Regions from separate parts of the Homo sapiens genome. Here region 2 is linked to region 1. Evidence: read pairs that join two places in POLR2A ChIA-PET (ENCODE). Cell type or tissue: PC-9. All regions are shown on one strand.

Region 1 (8,000 bases):
TAAATTTTTTCTCAAGACAGAATCTCGCTTTGTTGCCCGGGCTGGTCTTGAACTCCTGGGCTCAAGCAATCCTCTCGTCTCGGTCTCCCAAAGTGCTAGAATTACAGGTGTGAGCCACACCTGGCCTGTTTTATATACTTTAGTAGAGTTTGATTTTTAAAAACTAAGCCTGATTTATATTAATTCAAAAGTACACATCTTTCTAAGAACGAACGGTCCATAGGTGTATATTTGCTAACAAGGTGGTTTACACAGTATATTCAATTTTAAGAATGATATTTTTGATAGGTCATTAGATGGGGTAAAAAAAAAAAAAAATAGCTGGGCAAGGTGGCTCACGCCTGTAATCCCAGCACTTTGGGAGGCCGAGGCACGCAGATCACCTAAGGTCAGGAGTTCGAGACCAGCCTGGCCAGCATGGTGAAACCCTGTCTCTGCTAAAAATACAAAAATTAGCTGAGAGTGGTGGCGCGTGCCTGTAGTCTCAGCTACTCAGGAGACTGAGGCAGGAGAATCGCTTGAACACAGGAGGCAGAGGTTACTGCGGTGAGCTGAGATCACACCGCTGTACTCCAGCCTGGGCAACAAGAGTGAAACTCCATCTCAAAAAAAAAAGGAATAATGTGTTTGCACACATGTAAAATTTTTTTCTGTGTATGCACTGGAAAAGTGTGCATGTTTACCCACCAAAATATTAACAGTGGTTAGTTATGGCTTGCAAGATTATGAAGTGGTTTTATAGTTTCTTTTCCTTCTTGCTCTTATTTTCTAATTTTTCTGCAATGAACATTATTTCAAGAAACAATAAATATTTTAAAACTTCAATCATGACTACTTACTACACTATACAAATTTAATCACAATGGTCCTTCATCTGTTTCCCTAGTAAAATACAGAAACTGAATTTTTGTTAAAAAATAATTAATTAAACCTTTTCAAAGCAGCCAACTCAAGACTTCAGGGAATTTCAAACAGTAAATACAGCTAACAGGGGTACAGAAGCCTACCAAGTAAACCGTCATTAGAAACAGGAAACCATGTCTTTTATTGTAAAAGAAATACCAAAGCATTCTTCTGTTCCATTCGCCACTCACAAGATCTCCTACCTCCACCCCCTACCCTGGCACAAAGGCCACTTCTGATGGCTCAGAACACATCTGGCAGAGTGACAAAGTGAAAGGCCTTTAAAAAGCTTTCTTCAGTGCTTAAGTCTCAGTCAGGCAATGTCAGTAAATGATCGTGGGACAATCTGTTAGATTTGGCATCCTGGATATTAATCAACTACTAACCACCTCAGGTTTTGAAAGAGGTCAATCAAGACAGTCTAGTTCAGCCATGCCAATTAGCTCCATCAGATCCACAAACGAGCAAAGAAATTAAGGAGACCTGGAAGAAGCTGAGCTGCAGTGAGAATGCGAGGACTACAATGCTAGGCCTACAGTATCTTTAAAATGCTCCCCCTCCCCGTTTTCTGACTACAAGACCCTGTGCTCAAAAGTCACCCCTCTGTGATGCCTTCCACTACTTCCTCCTAGTGCGCCTACAAATCTGCATACATATCTGTGATAGCACTTAGCACCCACTGGTATTTTAATTATGTGTTTACACCCCATGTCTCCCTACTAGACTGTGCACTTGAGGGCAGGGATTGTGTCTTGTTTATCACTGTAGCCCACCCACAGCCTGGCACAATAGACGCTTGTTGAACAAGTGACTGAATGAATTAATAAAATGGAGGCAGTGAGAGAATAATAAATCAAACAGACATGTGTACTTGGTGGAAAACTAGAAATGGGAGAAAAAGAGTTCTTTAGCAAGAGCTGAAAGGCTCAGGGAATGGAATTTAGTGGACCAGAAGTTTACCGAAACTTGACAGCTAGATCTTAAAGGTGAACAAAAAAGCAATGCTTGGACTGCCTGAAGAGAGGAATAATATATAAATCACAAGGCACTAAAAGCTAAGAACTCCAAGCCAGATATAGATACATCCCTTAGCTAGAGGGCAAGACCAGACAGAAAGAAATCAGTGAGAATCTGTTATTTCACATTTCTGTGGTTGCCACCACTTATAGTCTGTGCTCTTAAATCATCCTCACCACCTGTACTTACACAGATTTTGCTGCACTAAAGCAATGTTTTTCAACCTTGTCCAATTTTTAAGATTCTCCCAAGGAACTTGCAAAAATACGAATTCCCAGACCCCTCCCATGGAGACTCTGATGCACTAAGTCTGGATTAAGATCCAGAAATCTCTACTTCTAACAAGCATCTTCCAATGAGTCCTAAAGCCAGGCAAGTTTGGAAATTGCTGCAGTGAGGAATCCTGTCTGGTGTATGCTGGATGGTTCTGCAGACTGAATGTGAGGAGGGAACTGATTGGGAGGAGGGGGAAGAATGCTGGCTGGGCTATCCAGCCACAAGGGAGAGCACAGAACCTCTGGAGCTCAGACACTGAGTCACACCACAGGCTTTCTTACTCAGAACAGACTTTTTGCCATCTGGCATATAGAACAAAAAGGAGAATCATAATGATACCTATATAAAATTTGCATTAAAATGGCATATAAGGTAAACCTGTTGTTCAAGTTTTTTTGAGAAATAAATACAGGGAGGATTAGCCTTCCCCTCCCACTAGAGTAACGTCTTTTGTCCAGGTGCCTGCAGCGCTTGGCAGGAGTGGAGGCAGGCATAGAGCCTTGTATGAAGACACTGACCTAAACCAACAAGAGAATGGTCGTGGCGAGTCTGCGACCCACACGCTGTGAGACTGTCCAGCTGCATCAGAATTACCACAGTCTTCAGCAGCCAGCAGCAGACATACAGAAAGACACATGTGTGAGGCTGAGTATAAAGGACTTATGTTTCCAACTTCTTTCCTCACCACCTGGGATCAATGAAAACAGCTTGGCACAAGTGGCCCACAAATCATCTTCAAGTTGATTGAGAGAGGGCTGTGAGGAGGCGTGCGTGAGCCTGCCAGCCACCCAAGCCTCCTAAAAGCCACAAGGTGGTAGGGAGAACAGTCGCATAAGTAGTGAGCAGTTAGTGTGTATTTACACCAGTCAGGTGGGTGACACTGCTGTGGTGAAGAGCTCAAGGGTCTGAGCTAGACAGAACCACATCTGAGGCAAAAGGACTCTAGACAAGTTTTATTTCTTGATAAATCTGTTTCTTTCTTTTTCTAAGACAGGGTCTCACTCTGTCACCCAGGCCGGAGTGCAGTGGCATGATCATGGCTCACTTGTGGGCTCAAGTGACCCTCCTGCCTCAGCCTCCTGAGTATCTGGGACCAGATGGGTGTGCTATCACACCCAGCTAATTTTTAAAAAGTTTTTTTTATAGAGACAAGGGTCTCACTATTGCCCAGGCTGGTCTCAAACTCCTGGGCTCAAGCAATCCTCCTGCCTTGGCCTCCCAAAGTGTTGGGATTACAGGTGTGAACCAATGCGCTCAGCAGAGCCTCAGTTTCTACATCTGTGAAATGGGGAACAGTCTCTCCCTTGCAAAGTTTTCATTGTGATTTAAAATATAGGGTCTGGGCTATGGAAAATAACATCAACAAACATTACTAAAAGCCTACCCTACTGGCCAAGTGGGGACAATTATGTCGCAGAGAAGAGGCACAGGCAAACAAACATGACTAACACTCTATAATTAAGCGCCATGGGAGACACGTACACAAATGCAGCACCTTCTGGAACCCAGAAGGAAGCATCACGATCTTGGCCTGAGTAGGGAAAGGAATGCTTCACGGAGCAGACGACATTTGGTTTGGGTCTGGCTTTTCATTCTCTTATCAGAAAGGTGATATAAATTCCTAACGATACAGTCACTTAGTGGTTTGCTAGTTGTACTCTGCTGCTGACTGGCTCTGTATGGGCATGGCCATGTTTGGTAGTTGTTCAGGATTCCTATCTCCCAAGAAATGTGGCAATGCTAAGTAACTTTCATTTATGACCTTGTGCAGTACCTTGAGCAATTAGGGGCTAAATAAACACAACATCTGAAAAATTCTGGAGGGTCATCAAGTCATATGTATAACTTTTTCTATCGGGAGCAGTCTTAATGGACAGAGAGCAAGGGTTACAGCTGCAGCCATAAACTTTCTGCCCCAGTGGAAATAAAAGAGCATATGCCATGCAACCCTGCTTTAAAGTCACAGCTATGCAGTCAGGGGTGGTGATAGAGGGTGGGGGGACTTTGGGAAGGAAAGAAAAGCATTTTTGAGCACTGAATGGATGATATGCAGGTCATTAAACAAAGACAAATAAAATAGTATCTTTGCCTTCAAGGAGTTCCCAGTCTAAACAAATATTACAATAAAAGTACAAGTGCTACACTCAAGATTATTTGCAAAGTCCCATGGGAGCAAGGAGAGAATGGTAATGAAAATTATAATACTCGATAAGAACATATAAGTAAAATAACACTTATCAAGGGCCTCCTATGTATCAGTCTCTGTTCCAAGAGCCTCACAACAGCCCTATCAGGTGATATTATCATCATTTTTCTCAATTTATAGGTGAGGACAGTGAGGCACAGAAGTTTAAGCAATTTGCCTACAGTCACACCTAGTAAGTGCTGTGATCAGGATTTGAATCCAGGCAGAAATGGCTCCAGAGCCCCTGCTCTTAAACACCACCATATATTCATTTTTACAGAGACGCTCCAAATTCTACTTCAGAAAGATTGAGAAAACATCACAAAAGTTGCTCTTGGGTTAGGTCTTGAAGGATGATCGTCAGGAGAGAGAGACACTGAGGGTGAATGCACAGTTTATCAAACCCAGAGTTTGGAAAAGAGTGGCATGCTTGGAACAACAGACACAGAAGCTGTAATTTCAATCACCGATGAACAGAGATGGCCCTGCTGCTACTCCTGCAGCCTAACCTGAGGTAGGACTTGGCCGTTTGTGCCTCACCACGAAATCCTCAGACACTTGACGTTGAGGGTTGATAGTCACCTCATGGACCCATCAATTTACTTCACTCTTCAAAAAATGGCACTATATAACACCACCACCAATCTAACATTCTTTTAAATTTTTTATTCTTTAACTTTTCAAAACATTCTGACATCAATTCATTTGATTTGGCTGAAAACCTTCTTCAATAAACGGAAAAAGCATTACCTTCATGAGAACAAGAAACTGAGATGTGAAAAGTTAAATGTCTTGCCTAAGCTAGACTAGAATCTCTGGCCTTTTTCTTGCTGTTCTTTGTCCATTGTTATTTGTAGGTGGCCCCTAAATCAGATGCAATTTAAAAAAATTAAACCTGTTGTCCATAAACAAACAACATAAGCAATTACTATGAATCACTTCAAAATACAGATGACTTTCGAAAATGTATTAACAATTCTGCTCCTCAACAGGACCCTGGCTGAACTGTCTCTTTTAATCTCCTTCATCTTTTATTTTTTTGAGATGGAGTCTCTCTCTGTTGCCCAGGTTGGAGTATAGTGGTGCAATCTTGGCTCACTGCAACCTCCACCTCTGGGGTTCAAGTGCTTCTCCTGCCTCAGCCTTCCAAGTAGCTGGAACTATGGGCAAATGCCACCACTGCCGGGTAATTTTTGTATTTTTAGTAAAGACAGGGTTTCACCATGTTGGCCAGGCTGGTCTCCAACTCCTGACCTCAAGTGATCCACCTGCCTTGGCCTCCCAAAGTGCTGGGAATATAGGCATGAGCCACTGCCCCTGACCCCTTTCATCTTTTAAACCAGACAGCCAACTGTGGAAACTGTGTCCAACTGGTGTTTTAAAAATAGCAAAAAAGGCCGGGTGCGGTGGCTCACGCCTGTAATCCCAGCACTTTGGGAGGCCTAGGCAGGTGGATCATGAGGTCAGGAAATTGAGACCATCCTGGCTAACACGGTGAAACCCCATCTCTACTAAAAATACAAAAAATTAGCCAGGTGTAGTAGCGGGCGCCTGTAGTCCCAGCTACTCGGGAGACTGAGGCAGGAGAATGGCATGAACCCGGGAGGTGGAACTTGCAGTGAGCCGAGATCGCGCCACTGCACTCCAGCCTAGGTGACAGAGCGAGACTCCGTCTCAAAAAAAAAAAAAAGCAAAAAGATCATTATACATCATTACTAAATATTCATTTACATAGAATATGGCCAACATCTTCAAATCTATACCTGAACCTAATCATCCTATTCTATCCTTTAAATGTAAATTTTAGACCAGGAAGGTGGTTCATGTTGGCTATGGCTGGAGATGGGGAGTAAGACTAGGGTTATCACTACTCATACATGAGGGATACAAGTAGACAAATAAAGAGAAAGAGATAAAAATATAGCTGAGAATGTGAATGAGAGCAATCTTAAAGCAAAGCTGAAAAAGGCAGAGGATGTGAATACTATCCAGGAGAAGCTGGCTAGAAGACAAAAATTTCATTATTATATTTTATCATGTTCTCTTCATAATGATAATTCCATCCAATGCAATATATATAGCAGCTGCCCATCTTCAAATATCCTCCTTCCAGAGGTGATCTAGAAAGGCTCACAAACATACAAAATGAAGCTCACAGTCATACAAAACAAGGACCTTAACAATTAAACCAGCTCCTGGCCTCTGTCTTCCCCTATTTCTCTTGCTGTTTCTTACTGAAAGTGTCCAACAGGACTCCAAAGAATTTACAACCTTGAATTATTTTAAAAACTCTCTGTAGTTTCTTTCTACACAGAGGTAGAATTGATCCTATGATGAAAAGAGTAAAAAGACATAACATTTTCATAGTTTAGCCAGAAATAAAGCTCTGTTAAACTACTACAATCTGTTGAAAGAAGATGAGAATTTTTATTGTATCTAATTTTTTTGGAATAAAATAAGTGGTTCTAAAAGTCTTCAACCGGCAGTCTATAAAAGCTATAGTTTTAACTCAACTTTGCTAATCTTACAAACGGTTTTTCAAGGAAATTAACTCTAGGACATTCAAATTTCCATTCTCAGTAGAGATCCTCTCACCTCATTTAGGACAATGACTAGACAATTTCCATGTCAAGAACTAGAGAATAAGCACAGACTGCTTTCTCCTCAAACACAAACCATAGAATTGCTTTGGCTGCACAGCCCTGTTTTCTAGGTCAAACATATGTGACTTCTTACAAATGGTATTTCACCTAAGGCACCAAGCAAGTTCAAACAAAAAGCAACAAAGTAAAACACTGAGAAAATGATCTGTAAGTCTCATCATCAGGCGCTGGTTAAATTAATCCATCTAATGCAAAAGGTATGTTTATTTGTCCACTTAGAAAAACCATGCCTGCAAAGAAGAAGTTTGCTCTACAAATGACCTGAGGTGTCAAAGGGACAGGAGGAATCCAGGGGATGGTTCAGTCAATAGAAAGAGCACGGGTTCTAGCATGAAACAGATCTGGGTTCGAACGCTGAGTTTGCTGTTTTACTTGCTTCTTGACAAGTTACTTAACAACTCTGTGCCTTAGTTTCCTAATAGGTAAAACTGGAATAACTCCTACCTTGAGTGTTTATGATGAGTCTTCAATGAGAGAATAAATGCAAAAGTCCCTGGCACACAGCACATACTCAACTTGTTTTAGTTGACAACTCCCCAGCCCCAACCCCACCCTTAAGTCCTAAGAATAACTATCTTTAAAAGGATTATCTAGAAAATTCTGGGTTGGTAAATTCTCTTTTAAAAAAATAAGATACAACGCATCAAGTATCACTAAAGTTGCTCCACAGTGCTAGACTCAGATCATGGTACTAGACTCAGCACTAAGAGCCAACAAAGTTAGTGCCTTTGGATGCTAAGGGCCTAAAAGAAGGAAAACTGATGTCTCAAAGAGGAGTATACAAATATCTAAACCAGAAATGAGCAGAGATCAGTTAAAATGCATATATGTAAATGTATGTAAATAAACCATGCTATTATGCACAAAACAGTGCTACGTGCATCTAATTATGAATGTTGCCAAACTTCTAGAAAAAAAAAGAAATGGCGGGGGAGGGGGTGCGGAAAAGTAATTTT
Region 2 (8,000 bases), 460 kb after region 1:
ATTATCCATTGAAAAAAGGTAAATATGTTTAATGAAAGGAACAAGTGGGTTTATCCTACCACTTTGGCCTGAATTCACTTTAGTGTCCTCTCAGTAGAATTCTTCTAGTACATTAGAATGATTGGATTTACAAAAATATACAATCTACATGCATTCCTTGAGAAAAACATCTATTACAGATTTTTTTTTTTTTTTTTTTTTTTTGGTCATGGTCTCACTCTGTCACCTAAGTTGGAGTGCAGTGGCACAATCTGGTATCACTGCAACTTCCACCTCCCTGGCTCAAGCCATCTTGCCACCTCAGCCTCCCAAGAAGCTGGGACTACAGGCATGTGCCACTGTGCCTGGCTAATTTTTGTATTTTTTGTAGGGATGAGGTTTTGCCATGGCTGGTCTTGAACTCCTGAGCTCAAGTGATGCTTCCACCTCGGCCTTCCAAAGTGCTGAGATTACTGGCATGAATCACCATGCCTGGCCTACAGTAGATTATTTTGCTTCTGTCTAGATAGTGTCAATTATTGTTTCAGGTTTGATCTCTTTTTTTTTGGACAATTTCTTTTTTCCTCATCTAATATTCTCCGTTGTATGCCTTTAATGAAGTCAAGGATCTAGGTAAAGTGAATAATGTCAGAAATGTTTGTCAGGTCACAGCTGGAATTTGAAGAGAACCATTTCAGAGATCTTGAATGAACTGCCTTATTTTTGGGGAATGACCTTCAGATTGGGCTCTGTTTATGGACTTGTCTCCCCCATGAAACTGTAGGTATCTAATGCAGTGCTTTGTACATTCATATTAGCTATTCAGTAAGTGTTTATTGAATGAATCACTCTGAAACCTACTTCTGCTTGAGATGTTGCGACTCTAGTACAGTAATTACTGTTTTTTTTTCTAATTTTCCTTCCTAAGAGACGGAATCTTGCTATATTACTGTATCAGTCAGGGTTCTCTAGAGGGACAGAACTAATAGGATGGATATATATATGAAGGGTAGTTTATTAAGTATTAACTCACACTATCACAAGGTCCCACAATAGGCCGTCTGCACACTGAGGAGCAAGGAAAGCCAGTCCAAGTCCCAAAACTGAAGAGCTTGGAGTCCGATGTTTGAGGGGAGGAAGAGTCCAGCACAAGAGAAAGATGTAGGCTGGGAGGCTAGGCCAGTCTAGTCTTTTCACGTTTTTCTGCCTCTTGCCATGCTGGCAGCTGATTAGATGGTGCCCACCCAGATTAAGGGTGGCTCTGCCTTTCCCAGCCCACTGACTCAAATGTTAATCTCCTTTGGCAACACCCTCACAGACATGTGCAGGATGAGTGTTTTGCATTCTTCAATCCAATTAAGTTGATACTCAGTATTAACCATCACAATTACCCAGGCTGGAATTCAGTGGCCATTCACAGGGCTGATGTCACTACAGCCTTGACCTCCTGGCCTCAATCAGTCCACCTGCCTCAGCCTCCATGGTAGCTGGAACTACAGGCCCAGCTACATAATTTCCTTTTTGACTCCTGAGATTCCTATGCTGTACAGCAGTGGGTTCTCAAATCTTTTGCTCAGGACTCCTTTATATTTTAAAAAATTATTGAAGACCCCAAATAGCTTTTGTTTATATGAGTTATATCTATCAATATTTTCTCTATTAAAAACTAATACTGATAAATTTTTTAAGTATGTATTAAGCTTCACTCTGTCAGCCACGCTGGAATGCAATGGCATGATCATGACTCACTACAGCCTCCACCTCTTGGCTCAAACAATCCTCCCACCTCAGCCTCCCAGTAGCTGGGACCAGAGGTGCATGCCACCACACCTGGCTACTAATTGTTTTATATATATATATATATAGTTTGTTTGTTTGTTTTGAGACAGAGTCTTGCTCTGTCACCCAGGCTGGAGTGCAGTGGCGTGATGTTGGCTCACTGCAAGCTCTGCCTCCCAGGTTCACGCCATTCTCCTGCCTTGGCCTCCCCAGCAGCTGGGACTACAGGCGCACGCTGCCACACCCGGCTAATTTTTTTTTGTATTTTTAGTAGAGACGGGGTTTTACCGTGTTAGTCAGGATGGTCTCGATCTCCTGACCTTGTGATCCACCCGCCTCAGCCTCCCAAAGTGCTGGGATTACAGGCGTGAGCCACCACGGCCGGCCTTTTTTTTTTTTTTTTTTTTGAGACAGAATGTCGCTCTGTCGCCCAGGCTGGAGTGCAGTGGCGCGATCTCAGCTCACTGCAACCTCTGCTTCCCAGGTTTAAGCAGTTCTCCTGCCTCAGCCTCCGAGTAGCTGGGACTGCAGGTGTGCCACCACACCCAGCTAATTTTTGTATTTTTAGTAGAGACGGGGTTTCACCATATTGGTCAGGCTGGTCTCAAACTCCTGACCACAGGTGATCCACCCGCCTTGGCCTCCCAAAGTGCTGGGGATTACAGGCGTGAGCCACCATGCCCGGCCACTAATTGTTATATTTTTTGTAGAGACAAGATTTCATCATGTTACCCAGGCTGGGCCTTTTTTTTTTTTTTTTTTTTTTTTTTGAGATGGAGTCTCGCTCTGTCGCCCAGGCTGGAGTGCAGTGGCGCAATCTCGGCTCACTGCAAGCTCTGCCTCCCGGGTTCACGCCATTCTCCTGCCTCAGCCTCCCGAGTAGCTGTGACTACAGGCGCCTGCCACCACGCCTGGCTAATTTTTTTGTATTTTTAGTAGAAATGGGGTTTCACCCTGTTAGCCAGGATGGTCTCGATCTCTTGACCTCGTGATCCACCTGCCTCAGCCTCCCAAAGTGCTGGGATTACAGGCCTGAGTCACCGTGCCTGGCAATTTTTTTTTTTAATGGCCCTCAAAGGAAGCTGCAAAGATCACTTGAGCACAGACCATGCAAGAAATGTTGGGTTTGGTGGTATAGGTATCTTGAAAAGTGCAATACCTTGTATACAAGGAATCCTCTTCTTTTAAGAATTTACTCAGAAGAATACATTGTAACTTTTTGTTCTCAGGGATTGTTTTTCACTTTTAAAAATTACTGAGGACTCCAAGGAGCTTTTGTTTATGTGGGTTACATATACCCATCAACTTTACCATATTTTAAATTAAAATTGAGAAATTTAAGAAATGCTGACCGGGCACGATGGCTCACCCCTATAATCCCAGCACTTTGGGAGGCCTAGGTGGGTGGATCACCTGAGGTCAGGAGTTCAAGACCAGCCTGGCCAACACGGTGAAACCCCGTCTCTACTAAAAATGCAAAAATTAACCAGGCATGGTGGTGCACGCCTATAGTCCCAGCTACTTGGGCAGCTGAGGCAGGAGAATCACTTGAACCTGAGAGCAGAGGTTGCAGTGAGCCAAGATAGCGCCACTGCACTCCAGCCTGGGTGACGGAGCGAAACTCTGTCTCAAAAAGAAATTTAAGAAATGCTTATTAATTCATTAAAAATAACAACAGGCCAGGTGCAGGGGTTCACACTTGTAATCCCAGCACTTAGGGAGGCAGAGACAGGAGGATAGCTTGAGCTCAGGAGCTCAAGACCTGTGTGGGTAACATAGCAAGACCTCGTTCTCCACAAAAAGGGAGAAAATAGACAAAAAATAATAATAAATTGATTTACATGTTAACATAAATAAGCTTTTTGAAAAATATTATTTTCCAAAAGAAAAAATAGAAGAACAGCATTGATTTTACATTTTTGCAAATCTCTTTAATATCTGGCTTAATAGAAGACAGCTGGATTATCCTAGCAGCTTCTGCATTCAATCTCTTGTGATACATTGTTTTGATTGAAGTATATGAAGAAAAGATGGCCTCACACAGCTTTGTCATTGAAAAGCAGGAAGTATTTTAATAGCCCTTTCAAATAATTTGATATTTATCTTTGATACTACACCAAAACACAAGTAGCAGTTTTTTGTTTTGTTTTGTCTTGTTTTGAGACGGAGTCTTGCTCTGTTCCCAGGCTGGAGTGTAGTGGCGCGATCTCACTGCAACCTTCGACTCCCTGGTTCAAGCGATTCTCCTGCCTCAGCCTCCCGAGTAGCTAGGATTACAGGCATGTGCCACCGCACCCAGCTAAGTTTTGCATTTTTAGTAGAGATGGGGTTTCACCATGTTGGCCAGGATGGTCTAGATCTCTTGACCTCGTGATCTGCCTGCCTCGGCCTCCCAAAGTGCTGGGATTACAGGCGTGCCACGCCCAGCCACAAGTAGCAGTTTCTTAAACGTTGATTCCTAGGTAGAATCTGAAGCCATATTAATGAGCTTTTCATTTTATTATGTTAAAATCCATTGTTCTATGTTCATTGTGTTTTGTTGTTGTTGTTTTGAGGTGGTGTTTTGCTCTTGTCGCCCAGGCTGGAGTCCAATGGTGCAGTCACAGCTCACTGCAACCTCTGCCTCCCAGGTTCAAATGATTCTCCTGCCTCAGCCTTCCAAGTAGCTGGGATTATGGGTATGCGCCATCACGCCCAGTTAATTTTGTATTTTTAGTGGAGATGGGGTTTCACCATATTGGCCAGGCTGGTCTCAAACTCCTGACCTCAGGTGATCCGCCTGCCTCAGCCTCCCAAAGTGCTGGGATTATAGGCGTGAGCCACCATGCCTGGCCTATATTACAGTTTGAATGGACATCATGTATCCATCATTTGGAAAATACTGGTTCATTCAGTTATGCAAATGTCCCACATGTCAATATGTGACATTATACAATATTTTAAAATCTTGCCTGTAATCCCAGCACTTTGGGAGGCCGAGGTGGGCGCATCACAAGGTCAAGAGATTGAGAGCATCCTGGCCAACATGGTGAAACCCCGTCTCTACTAAAAATACAAAAATTAGCTGGACGTGGTGGTGCATGCCTCTAGTCCCAGCTACTCGGGAGGCTGAGGCAGGAGAATCGCTTGAACCCAGGAGGCAGAGGTTGCAGTGAGCCAAGATCATGCCACGGGACTCCAGCCTGGCAACAGAGTGAGACTCCGTCTCAGAAAAAAAAAAAAAAAAAAAAAAAAAAATCATATTAGTTTATCTCATTATAACCAATCTCATCAGAAAAGTCTTAAGTATTGAGAAGTTGTCAGGCTGAAAGGCAGGTAAAAGTTTTCTAAACATTCTAAGTTTCACTTGAAAGCTTGAATTTTATCATTGGCAACAATGCTTTTCTTGAAATGACGGGCTCACTTATTATAGTTATTACTATTATTATTATTATTTTGAGACAAAGTCTTGCTCTGTCGCCCAGGCTGGAGTGCAGTGGCAGGATCTCAGCTCACTACAACCTCTGCCTTCTGGGTTCAAGCAATTCTCCTGCCTCAGCCTCCCGAGTAGCTGGGATTACAGGCGGCCGCCACCACGCCTGGCTAATATTTATATTTTTAGTAGAGATGGGGTTTTACTGTGTTGGCCAGGCTGGTCTCAAACTCCTGACCTCAGGTGATCCGCCCGCCTCCGCCTCCCAAAGTGCTGGGATTACAGGCATGAGCCACTGCGTCTGGCCTCATTTATTTTTGAGAAAGTTTTTGCTAAATACTCAGAGCTGACTAACGTTAGTCTGTCAGTCCTTTCAGGTAAAAGTGGTATTCTATGGAAAAAGCGACTTAGTTTATTCAGCTTGCAGTAGTCATACAAATGGTTTTCCTTGGGAGCCATATACTTTGGTATGCATCAGAAGTGCTTTTTGGGTACATCCATTTTATCACAGAATAAGTGGAGACTGGGTTTCACCATGTTGGCCAGGGTGGTCTCGAACTCCTGACCTCAAGTGATCCGCTTGCCTCAGCCTCCTAAAGTGCTGGGATTACAGGCATAAGCCACTGTGCCCAATCACAGAATACTTTTAAAAAATATATTCAAGGGTCAAGATTTAATAAAAGTAATAATTTGTAGTGCTTCATCAAGGACATTCTTAAGCAAAACTGGCATGTTTTAAAAATTGAGAAGACCTAGCTCTACAGTATAGTAACTACTAGTATGGTTTGGTGTCACTACCTTGATTTGGTCTAAAGTACCATAATGTTTTACCTACCATTGATTTGCACAATCACTGCAAATGTCAACACAGTGAAAAAGGCAAATAATAATATTGTTATGAAAATAGTTTAGTTTGTAGAGCCCCTGAGAGTGCCTCAGGAACCCTCAGGGATCTGCAGTCCATACCTTGAGACCCTCTACCATAACTGAATGAGGTTACTGAGGGTGAGCGTGTAGAGTACGAAAAGAACCTCTAAGTGAACCCTGAGGAAACACCATGTTTCAGGAAAAGGCAGAGGAAAAATAAACTGCAAAGGAGATAGAGGAATGACAGCCATACGTTATTTGATAATATTAGTAGTTGGTATAGGCCGCGCACGGCGACTCACGCCTGTAATCCCAACACTTTGGGAGGCCGAGGTGGGTGAATCCACTAGAGGCCAGGAGTTCGGGACCAGCCTGGCCAGCATGGTGAAACCCGTGTCTACTAAAAATACAAAAGTTAGCCAGGTGTGGTGGTGGGCACTTGTAATCCCAGCTACTCGGGAGGCTGAGGCAGAATCGAACCTGGGAGGTGGAGGTTGCAGTGAGCCAAGATTGTGCCATTGCACTCCAGCCCAGGTGACAGAGGGAGACTCCATCTCAAAGTGGGTGTTTAATAAGTGTTTACTTTGTCCTAGGCATTGTTCTAAGTGCTAAGCTTGAATCCTCTTTAGTAAGTTTATGAGGTAGGTAGGCATTACTGTTATCCTCATTTTACAGATGAGAGAACTGAAGCACAGAGGAACTTGTCCAAGGTGACTCAACTAGCAGTGCTTACCAGGCAGTCTAGTTCCACTGCCAAAGAGGTAGAGGGAGAAGACTAGGAAGAGTGGCAGTAAGGAAGAGAAAAGGGCATTTCAAGAAGGAGATTAGTCATTAATGTATTTGGTTGGTGCAAAAGTAATTGTGGTTTTTGCCATTAAAAGTAATGGGAATTACTTTTGCACCAACCTAATAAAATGCTGCTGAAAGGTCAAGTAAGATAAAGGACTGAAAAGCATCCATTTGTTTTCACAATATGGAGATCATTGACAACTTTGGCAAGAACAGCTTCAGTGGAGTGTAGGGACAGAAGCCAGAGGGGAGAGAAAGGAGAGTTGAGGAATGTGTGGGAGTTTAGTTGTGAGTTTGGGGAAGGCCAGAGGGTGCTAGGGACCGGGAGGGCTGTTTTAAGATGTGAAAAACTTGAGCATGTTTAAGATCTGATGAGAAGAACAAAGTTGAGAGTGAGGCTGAAGATAATAGAAGGAAGGAGGGATAAGTAGAATGAAATTTCTGATCAGTAAAGAGTGGGTCTAAAGCACAGGGAGATTGGTTTTAGATGTGATTAGTTTAGATTGAGTGATTCTGATGCCAAAGTTGAGGACATTCCATTTTCTTCTTAGCCTAAATGCTTGAGGGTTTGGCTATTTCTACTTCTTTCCTCCTATATCTTTAACTGCTTTAACTCACTGCTGTGTTTTAGAGTCTTTATTTTACTGGAATTTCTTTGGTGAAGGTTACTACAGATCTCCAAAAATTGCCAAATGTAGTAGATACTGAAGTCCTTGTCTTGGTCTTTCCCTTATTTGATACAACTCCACCTCTGACCTTCCTGTCCCCTAAATTCACCTTTTATGCTGATGTTGTCCAGCGTTCTGACCTCAGTTCTCTTTTAAGTTTATATTCCTTTCATATGTAATCACAGCCACCCCCACAAATTTAGCTATCACTTACATTCTCATTCATTTGTATTCGTATATTCTGTTCTTTCTCTCTATATATATATCATACCCAAGCCCCTTTTCCAAGTGTATTTGCATGCTAGACAGTTCCATTTCAGTGTCCCATGGGTACTTCAGATTCAGCATACACAAAACTCAACTCATCTTTCACTCCCAAACTTTTTTTTATTTCATTATTTTATGTTTTGGAGATGGCGTCTCACTCTGTCACCCAGGCTGGAGTGTAGTGGCACAATCAGGGCTCACTGCAGCCTCCACCTCCTGGGCTCAAGCAGTCCTCCTGC

What was found. Peaks named below come from ENCODE experiments on the same cell type or tissue, not always from the same donor. Only the 100,000 strongest peaks of a DNase experiment are listed, where the experiment ranks them.
Region 2: POLR2A ChIA-PET joins it to region 1 with 9 read pairs; 2 of 35 experiments call an interaction of 5 or more read pairs at or near these places.

The regions. Positions count from the first base shown.
Region 1 is chr12:50,615,231-50,623,230 of GRCh38, reverse strand. All of the region lies in intron 1 of DIP2B (disco interacting protein 2 homolog B), which reads right to left. Among named protein-coding and RNA genes, the nearest start is that of DIP2B, 110 kb to the right of the region's middle. RefSeq lists an enhancer at 2,428-2,617. In PC-9, no CTCF peak of the experiment used is centred here; DNase peaks (open chromatin) are centred at 2,470, 3,770 and 7,160; H3K4me3 peaks cover 386 bases; H3K27ac peaks cover 6,338 bases.
Region 2 is chr12:50,150,265-50,158,264 of GRCh38, reverse strand. The region is part of intron 1 of CERS5 (ceramide synthase 5); the gene reads left to right. The region is part of intron 1 of LOC124902931 (a long non-coding RNA gene); the gene reads right to left. Among named protein-coding and RNA genes, the nearest start is that of CERS5, 13 kb to the left of the region's middle. In PC-9, no CTCF peak of the experiment used is centred here; no DNase peak of the experiment used is centred here.